Linked DNA regions of Homo sapiens: all the other regions are linked to region 2. The links are chromatin contacts, found by Hi-C or POLR2A ChIA-PET in ENCODE. All regions are on one chromosome and are shown on one strand. The core of a region is the stretch at or near the end of the contact, and the rest is flanking DNA. Distances in the headings are between cores, read along the strand shown. Region 1 holds the start of UNK (unk zinc finger). Region 2 holds the start of NUP85 (nucleoporin 85). Region 3 holds the start of SRP68 (signal recognition particle 68).

The links. A loop is a pair of places that touch in the nucleus more often than their neighbours do. ChIA-PET counts read pairs that join two places held with the same protein, here RNA polymerase II (POLR2A). Pooled maps may share reads with other maps.
Region 1: a pooled map shows a loop between it and region 2 (6-fold over the local background). The contact joins the promoter of UNK here to the promoter of NUP85 in region 2. A Hi-C loop is called at or near these places in 4 of 50 pooled maps. POLR2A ChIA-PET finds 5 or more read pairs at or near these places in 3 of 52 experiments (HEK293, activated CD4-positive, alpha-beta T cell and activated T-cell).
Region 3: a loop to region 2 is called in a pooled map, with 7 times the contacts of the local background. The contact joins the promoter of SRP68 here to the promoter of NUP85 in region 2. A Hi-C loop is called at or near these places in 1 of 50 pooled maps. POLR2A ChIA-PET finds 5 or more read pairs at or near these places in 2 of 52 experiments (B cell and OCI-LY7).

Annotation. Positions count from the first base shown.
Region 1 is chr17:75,783,302-75,786,315 of GRCh38, forward strand. It overlaps UNK (unk zinc finger), which reads left to right and starts at 1,505. Exons shown (of 16, transcript NM_001080419.3): 1 at 1,505-1,683. The coding sequence starts at 1,580. MIR4738 (microRNA 4738) reads right to left here and starts at 1,306; the gene lies at 1,220-1,306. RefSeq lists enhancers at 1-36, 1,599-2,177, 1,767-2,166, 2,178-2,755 and a silencer at 1,567-1,706.
Region 2 is chr17:75,203,958-75,207,091 of GRCh38, forward strand. NUP85 (nucleoporin 85) reads left to right here and starts at 1,722. Exons shown (of 19, transcript NM_024844.5): 1 at 1,722-1,837. The coding sequence starts at 1,805. RefSeq lists enhancers at 527-1,461, 1,462-2,395, 1,554-1,733.
Region 3 is chr17:76,071,136-76,074,302 of GRCh38, forward strand. SRP68 (signal recognition particle 68) reads right to left here and starts at 1,382. Exons shown (of 16, transcript NM_014230.4): 1 at 1,173-1,382. The coding sequence starts at 1,356. It also overlaps a transcript of GALR2 not described here. RefSeq lists enhancers at 669-1,496, 1,495-1,544, 1,497-2,324.

The DNA.
Region 1 (3,014 bases), core at 255-2,754, 580 kb after region 2:
GATGATATCATCTCCCAACTCCACCAGTACACACTTATTCTGAAGCTCATGATATACATCTATTATTTAAAATCCAGTGCTGTGAACTCTATTTCTTCAGTCAGATCACACTTGAGTATTGTGAGGCTAACATAAACCAAGTAACTTGCGTTTAATCATAGGATTAAAGCAATATACTACAACTTTTATTTGTCCTTTTGTAATTTTTCATTTTCAAACGCCCCTAGTGGCTAAACGATTTAGCCTGTTTAGGAAAAACCAGTTTCTCAACTCTGTGATGTGGCTTCTGATGTGAGGGAACTTGGAGCTAAATAAAATAAGTATGTGTCACTCAAACATTAACGATTTTCCATTAGCCCCACCACCCTTCATCCCTAAGGTTATTTGGAATGTGTTTCTTTAATGAGATAATCATTTGTTAATATAATCCCATCTAAGAAAATATAAATCAAAACCAGTGGATTTGAAATAGATTCAATATGAAAAACCAAATTAAATGACAACGGTTAAAATATCTACGGAGAACATTCTAAAACTCACAGAAACAAATGCCTAGGTCTGGGGCATCTGGCTTATTTTATAAAGTGAAGAACTTTGCTTGACTGGTGGGAAGCAGAGAGGGGAAAGATAATGTCCCAAGTAAAAAGGCTGACGTCCAGACAAGAAAACTAGAGTGGATAAATACGGGCACGCCCTACTCAAACCCAGGCCTTTCCTCTGGACCCTGTGATGCTTCTCAACACTGGCAACTTGTCAGTGTACCTCAGAGACTATTCTAGGCGGAGATTAAATTCGTCCTTGGCCCTTAATGTACTGGAAACAAGTTGGTCAGGCCAGGTGTCAGGCTGAGAAAGCACACAAGTCGTGGAGTTCCAGGTGTCGAGTTTGGCAAAGGTAAATGAAGCGCCTCGGCAAAGGCGCGGGAACTGTAGCGTGCGGTGTACCTCCTCCTTAGCAAAGCTTTCTCAATGCCTCTTAGGTTAGACCCGCCGCAGGGATGAAGGGGTTGCTGGCGGATTGCAGGTGCCTGCAGCACAGGGCCCAGAACTAAGAACCGACAACACAGATTCTTAAGCCCTGCTTGGAGCACTGCTCTGAGCTGGCATTAGAACCGAACCTAGCTGTACTAAGTATAAAGGCAAAGTAGTTATGACACTGTTGGCAGTGAAATTATACTTGGAACTCTTTCGCAGAAATCGCTAGGGCCTCCCTAGCTCTGGGCCCCTTCTCCTCCAGGCGCTCCAGTTTCATGGAAAGGCTTCCCTATGAAACTGAAAACGCGCTGGTAAGAAGGAGAAATGCGACCGGACTGCAATTCCCAGAAGCCGTCGCAGGCCCTCAGCATCCGGGACACTAGCAGCAAGGATCCCTGGGTATTGTGGTCCTGTGCTTTGCCAGCAACCCTCTGCCGACGGTAAAATTCCAGCCGGACATAGAACCACAACTCCCAGCAACCCCTGCTGCCGTGTGGGGGGTCTTCACGTTCTCGTGGCGCGGCGCAGGCGCACTGGGTCCTCGGCGCGGACCGCGCAGACTGAATAATAAAAGGGGAGCGGCGAAGAGGCAGGAAGACAAGACCATGTCGAAGGGCCCCGGGCCCGGCGGCTCCGCAGCTTCCTCGGCGCCCCCGGCCGCTACCGCTCAGGTGCTGCAGGCACAGCCCGAGAAACCGCAGCACTACACGTACGTAGAGCCCCCCCCCCCCCGCCGCGCGCGCACGCCTGACGTCAGCGGCCAGCGTGAGTCACGCGCGCAGGGAGAGCGCGAGGCGGCCTCTTCCTCCCCCCCTTCCTCCTCCGGCCCGGCCCAGACCGGTTCCAACCTGCTGGGGCCGGTCCCAACTGCCTCCAACTGCCACCAACCTCTGGTCGGGCTGTGGGGCGGGAAACTCGGTCCCGGCCGCCGAGTGGGGAAGGCGGGAGCTCGGGATGCAGAGTGCACTCTCCCTAGGCCAGGCCTTCGAGGCCTAACTGTTCCTCAGACCATAAAACCACAGTAGTAGGCTCCTTTGGGGCAGTGAGAAGTCCAAGACACAACCAAGAGGAGTTCCGTGGGGTCCAGCCCCAGAACCCACCTATGAATGATGATTAACGTGAAGTCCTGTCAGGAGATTCCGTGCAGTTTGCGCAGGAAGCCTTTTGTGTCCCTAAGGCTCGTAGGTTGTCCACGAGGGCCACACTTGCTTGAATTCACAGTCGACGTAGATAAACATGCAAAGATGGAAACGTGTCCGTGCGTGCCCATGACCGTTTCCCTCGCGGGCTGTGCGGAGCCTGAGTCTGGGAGCCCGAAGGTGATGGGTTCCAAGTATGTCTGCAGGCTCAGCAGAAATGTAGCATTAGAGGGAGCCCCAAATACTGACACTACAGGAGTCCAGCAGGATGGGAAAACCTCTTCCTGGAAGTCTTGCATCTGTGTGCTTTTAGGTCGCTGTCTTCATTTCCTTCAAGCCACGTTAAGCATTCCCTAGAGTTAGGTGATGTGGGAGAAAGATGAATAAGGGGCGGTTTCTCCTGTTAAGCAAAATGTTGCTTTCCATTTTCCCTGATGCTCTGTGAATGCCTCTCATCCCCATGGGCTCCTGAGTGATGTGCATGTTTAAAAGGATCCCCAGCTGCGAGAGGTTTTGGAACCTGGGGGGTTGAACAGCTCTTAAGTTGTTCAGTGAACGAAGAACAGAATCATCTGTTGGAGTAGAAAGAACTCAAACCAGTCAGGAGGAACTCTTGTTATAGAAGACCTTGGGAAACTGTTCTGGGGTTGGGGAACATTGGTTATAGGAAGTGTATGGTTTCTTTGTGGGATTCTTTGTTGTTGGCTGAAATCATTTAAGCTTCTTGACTACAGTCTGACTCACGTTAACCATTCCTTTTCTGATATGGACATTGCTTTCCTGGTCCTTTCTTACTGGAGATCTTTCGCAGTCTTTCCATTGATTTTGGTGAGATGTTCTTAGCTCAAAGACTACTGATGAGTTGAATGGTGTAGTCTTGATTTTCGAATCTGGAAACTTC
Region 2 (3,134 bases), core at 472-2,971:
TGTCTCAGCCTCCCGAGGAGCTGGGACTACAGGCACCCGCCACCACGCCCGGCTGATTTTTTTTTTTTTTTTTTTTTTTTTTTGTATTTTTAGTAGAGATGGGGTTTCACCGTGTTAGCCAGGATGGTCTCTCTCTCCTGACCTGGTGATCCACCCGCCTCGGCCTCCCAAAGCGCTGAGATTACAGGCGTGAGCCACCGCGCCCGGCCTATCCTTGTTCTATATACTGATTACGCATACTATATATGGACCTTTTCCTTCCTCAACCTTTCTATAGATTTCTAAGAATAAGGTTTTGATGAAGTAGTTTATGTATCCTTCTTTTTCAGTTAATCCTAATGGAAAACGGTTGGAAAAATGAAACAATTATCTTACAACTTATTTTTCTCTTTCCTCTCCTCCCCTCTCTCTAAAAGAGTGTGGCTCCTTCCCCTCTCTTTTCCCCTTCCTCTCTCTAGAGTGGTTAACTCTCAAACTGTATTTAACTCTGGAAAAGTTTTCAATTACACAGGCGATAACTCCAACTTGAGGTATAACGGAAACTTATTAAGAGAAAAAGAGCAAAATAATTTTTTTTTGAGACTCAGCAAAATAATTTTTTTTTTTTTGAGACGGAGTCTCCGTCTGTCGCCCAGGATGGAGTGCAGTGGCGCGATCTTGGCTCACTGCAACCTCCGCCTCCCGGGTTGGAACAATTCTCCTGCCTCAGCCTTACGAGTAGCTGGGATTACAGGTGTCCGCCACCACTCCCGGCTAATTTTTGTATTTTCAGTAGAGACGGGGTTTCGCCATGTTGTCCAGGCTGGTCTTGAACTCCTGACCTCAGGTGATCCAACCACCTCGGCGTCCCGGAGTGCTGGGATTACAGGCGCGCGCTACCAAGCACAGCTAATTTTTTTTTTTTTTTTTGAGACGGAGTCTCGCTCTGTCTCCCAGGCTGGAGTGCAGTGGTGCGATCTTGGCTCAATGCAACCTCCACCTCCCGGGTTGGAACAATTCTCTTGCCTCAGCCTTCCGAGTAGCTGGAATTACAGGTGTCCGCCACCACGCCCGTCTAATTTTTTATATTTTTAGTAGAGACGAGGTTTCATCATATTGGCCAGACTGGTCTTGAACTCCTGAACTCCAGTGATCCACCCACCTTGGGCTGCCAAAGTGTTGGGATTAGAGGCTTGAGCCACAGCGCCGGGCCTTCAGGGGTATCGATTTTGTTCCCGTGCCTCTTGTGTGTGTTCTAGTGTGGAAGTGGAGGCGATTGCTTTCCAGCACAAGCCCGTTTGACTGTCGGGGTTTGGACAAGTGGCTGCGACGACACTAAGGTGGAGACCGGGATGTAGCGAGGACTCCCAGAGTTGGGAGACGTTGTACGCTTACTGGGACCTAAATCCCGCACGAGTTCCCACCCAAGTGCCGCCGCCCCAGCCTACGCACGCGCATTCGCACCGTCTCCAGCCCCGGGGTCCTCCTGCCCCTCCCGCCGTCTCCGGGGGCCTTTTCTCCGCTCGGCACCAGGGTGTCCCCGGCGCCGCCTGATCCTGTTAGCGCGGTACTCTGAGTGCAGTCAGTCCTCGGCGCTGTTTTCCCTGATTTGCTGTCGACGCCAGGAAGGAAGGACGCGTGCAGAGGACCGCAGAGGGGTGGCCGTGGCTGAGAGGAGACAGCGCCGCAGCACTGAGGGTTTGGGCTTGCAGGCGCTGCAGGAGACGCCCAGGCGGAGTCTTGTCTCGCAGCCAGCTCTGAGCGGGAGGCCTGAGCGGGAAGCATTGGCGTCCGAGCGACTTCTAGGAGCCTGGGGTTCGGCGCTATGGAGGAGCTCGATGGCGAGCCAACAGTCACTGTAAGGGTACCCCGAACAGGCTTGCTCGTCCTTGCGGGTTGAGAACTGCGTCTGCTTAGTTACTTCAGGCTTGTCTGCTTCCCTAGTGGTCGCGAGGCGCTCGTCCCCTTCCCTCGACTCAGTTGCCACTTTTCCGGAGGTCGCAGTGTTAACGAGGTGCCCGCCCTAGGGTCGCAGTGGTCGCGGGGTTTCTGCCACCAGTCACAAACCCCGGCCTCGAAGGTCCCACTCCGTCCCTTTCCTTCCTTTGTGTTCCTGGCCTTTTTACTTCCCTTGCTTTTCCTCTTGGGCATTAGAGTGGGTTCAGCCCAAGCAGAGGAATTTATATTTTTATTCCAGCCGTATTAAGCTCTGCATCGCGGCACATTGAGCTTCTGCCTGTGTGGCCTAAGGTTTATTCAACGTATTATCTCAGGAGACTATTCCTGTTTTATCGCTGTGCATTCAATTCCATTTGAACTTTGAAGACAGTATGTCAACTGTGGATGATCTGTGATGTGTATAAAAAAAATTCACGCGCTTTATGTACGAGATACCTACCGTTTCTGCTAGTTGGATTGCTCTTGTTTTCCCTCTTGTTAACCAGAAGTGACTGAGGCAGGTCTCAACCGATAAAGGTTTAATTAGCTAAGGTTGAGGATCCAACCGGGAAAAAGCACAGGTCACAGGAGGATCTGAGACCTGTGCTTTTTCCAAAGATGGTTTTGGGAACATCACTAGTTAAAGAGGAAGGAGCTAGCAGGAGGGGCAAAAAAGGGAGGTTAGGCAGTGAGGAGGCAAATGATTACATTCTTGTGAGTCGGTGATTAGCCTCAGTAAATCTGCATTTTACCTGTGAAAAGAGGGAGCAGAGGAAAATTTTATGTATGCATTCATCTCAGGGTAGGTAGAGGGATTATGGTTATTATTACTGTTATTTTTTAGACGGAGTCTCGCTCTGTCTCCCAGGCTGGAGTGCAGTGGCGCGGTCTCGGCTCACTGTAACCTCCGCCTCCCGGGTTCACACCATTCTCCTGCCTCAGCCTCCTGAGTAGCTGGGACTACAGGTGCCCGCCACCACGCCCGGCTAATTTTTTGTACTTTTTTGTATTTTTAGTAGAGACGGGGTTTCACCGTGTTGGCCAGGATGGTCTCAATCTCCTGACCTCGTGATCCGCCCACCTCGGCCTCCCAAAGTGCTGGGATTACAGGCGTGAGCCACCGCACCCGGCCGATTTCTGGTCTTTTACTTGTGAAGATAAGCTGGTAGTTGACATTGTCAGAATCAACAGATCTTGATTTTAGGACTAGTTTATAG
Region 3 (3,167 bases), core at 132-2,631, 870 kb after region 2:
CAGATTCAGGTTATAAATGACATGTACTAAGCCTCCATTTGCATAATCTCCAACACCTGCCAAATCTAACTTTCCTTAACAGCTGTGATGCTTAGAGAGTCTATGATTAGCACATGTCAACCAAGCTAGGCTACAGTTTGCATAAAAGTATTAAGGTTTTTCTTTCAAAAGAAGAATGGCCAGATTCTCCTTTTAATAATCTTAAAATATTTAAGATTATGTACTAATCTTTAGAAAGTCCAATGACCTTCATCTATATAGGTATAGTTTTAATGTTTCCTCAACACTTCTCTAGAGACATATTTTAAAATAGTGAACGCTAAAAGGACTCTTTAAATTACTAAAACGGGACAAAGAGATATAAAGGTCTCAGTAAAATCAGGGCTCGCTAGCGTCTACTTGGAACTATTACCAGTAATTCAAAATATTTAACTCCAAGCGCCTGAGAACTTTAAGCACATTAAGATGTCAAGTTGAATGTGTTATTTCAGAAACTCGCCTACGTTTTCTCCATTTGTTATTCATTTCAAAAGGTCACAAACTAGTACCACAAGCACTTGGTTGAGATACACACTGATGGAAACTAGAAACCGATTCCTCCAGCTTATATGAATGACTGTCAGCAAGATAAAATGCCTACAGACCGATCAGAAAAAAATGACACAATCGATATTAACTACGGTAACTTACAATCAAAATGGGCAACAAGCTTTTCCTGAGTCAATCTTTACCTCCACTTTCAAAGTATCGAGCTGTAGGTTTTACTACTCAGTCTATGACGACTGTCAGACAAGAGTATTAAGCCAAATGTCAAGACTGCAGTTTCCTCTCCCCAGTTCAGTGGCTCAAGGTGCCAAAGCAAGGTGCTCAAGGTGTCACTTGGTCACAAGCCCTCCAACTGGACAACTGCGGGGCACCAGGGGAAACCTGCCTGATATCCCAGTGCCACTGGAAGAAACGGACCTAGCCAGGACGGCGAGGGGGACACGAGGAAAGACTAGTCGAGAGACAGACCCCCCCCGGAATTCTGAGCACCAAAAGGTAAGGGCGAGAGAAACTGCAACCCTCGGCCTCTCCTGCCAGGACTTGTCGGGACCCGCCGCCTCTCCCGCCCCCAGCCCTCCAGTTCGACACGTAATCATTGCGAGTTAGGCCCGATTACTCTAGGATACTCTCCAAACTCAGGCTATCCCCAAATTCTTTGTTTGCCTTCGATCCGGCCGAAGGGCGTTCGTTTTCTTTATTTTCTTCCCCTCCGGCACCACGTCCACCGCCGCTACCGCCGCCGCCACTGCCACCGCCGCCGCCACTGCCGCCGCCGCCGCCGCCGCCTGGGACCTGCTTCTCAGCAGCCATCTTGCCCCTGCGCCGCAGAGCAAGACGGGATAGGGGAGGCGGGACGACCTGGGCGGGTGAGAGCTGGACCTGCCTGGCCGGGCTGATGGGATAGCGGCGGACTCCGCCGCCGTCGGCCCTTGCTGCAGCAGGGCGCCATGTGCTGGAGCGCGCCTGCGCGAGGGATCCTGTCATCCCGGGTCCGGAATTGTGGCTGGCTAGGTGGGGACTTGAGGCCGCAGTGAGACCGTGGCTGCTGAGATCTCAGGGGGCAGTCCCACCTCCCACCCACTAAGGGCGGAGAACCGGAGGTGGACCCCAGGTCCTGCATCCTGGACTGGGGATCTGGTTCACGTCCTGCCCAGCAGAAAGCAGGAGACCAAAGATACTGGATTTCGGGGTGTCTGCATCCCCAGGGACTCAAGAGATGGGGTCCTCCCTACCGGAACGGGACACCCCGTCCGTAAGGGACCCGCCTCTGCCTGCCCTTTCCTCTGAGGCTGGCCGTAAGAACGCCAAGCCGGAGGAAGCGCTGCGCAGTCAGCAGACGGTGTCCTAACGGGGTGACTTTCTCAGACCGCTTGGGGCCGTGGACCACTGCACTTTGGGGCCGTCAGTCCAAAGAGGGAGAAGTGTTGAGACATGGGAAAATATGAATTTTTGCTTTGCACCTTCTAGAGTCTGAGACCTGGGATTCCAATCCCCGCTCCGTCATTAGCGGCAGGGACATGTTGGGCACGTAACTTAATCTCCCTGTAAATCTGTTCCTTCATCTATGAAATGGGGATAACCAATTTAAGTGGTTGTTAGGAAGATTAAATGACGGATTTTTTTTTTTTTTTTAGATAGAGTTTCGCTCTTGTTGCCCAGGCTGGAGTGCAATGGTGTGATCTCGGCTCACTGCAACCTCTGCCTCCTGGGTTCAAGCCATTCTCCTGCCTCAGCCTCCCGAGTAGCTGGGATTACAGGCGCCTGCCACCACGTCCCGCTAATTTTTGTATTTTTAGTGGAGACGGGGTTTCACCATGTTGGTCAGGATGGTCTCGATCTCCTGACCTCGTGATCCGCCCGCCTCGGCCTCCCAAAGTGCTGGGATTACAGGCGTGAACCACCGCGCCCGGCCCTGAACTCTATTTTGAATTTCCTCAAGGTATACGGAATAAGGTCAGGAGAAAAAGAATAAGGATCTGATGCATTCAGATTTAACTAACTCTCCCATACATCTCATTCCTTTCTCAGCAGATCCCTCTTAGAAGGAAGTGTTACCATTTCCTTGTTACAGCTGAGGAAACTGAGGCATGGAGCCAAAGACAGAGCCTGACACAATAGATGCTCAGTATATTGGATTGAATTGGAGGGAAAACGTTCAATGGGTAAGAGAAGGGAAAAAGGTGGCCGGGCTCGGTGGCTTACGCCTGTAATCCCAGCACTTTGGGAGGCCGAGGTGGGCGGATCACTTGAGGTCAGGAGTTTGAGACCAGCTTGGCCAACATGGTGAAACCCCATTTCTACTAAAAATACGAAAATAAGCCAGGCGTGGTGGCAGGCGCCCGTCATCCCAGCTACTCGGGAGGCTGAGGCAGGAGGATCGCTTGAACCCGGGAGGCGGAGGTTGCAGTGAGCCGATATCATGCCACTACACTCCAGCCTGGGCGACAGAGTGAGACTCTGTCTCAACAAATACAAATACAAAAAACTAGCCAGACGTTGTGGCGGACGCCTGTAGTCCCAGCCCCTCAGAAGGCCGAGGCAGGAGAACCGTTTGAACCCGGGAGACGGAGGTTGCAGTGAGCCGAGATCGCGCCACTGCACTCTAGCCTGGGCGAAAGAGC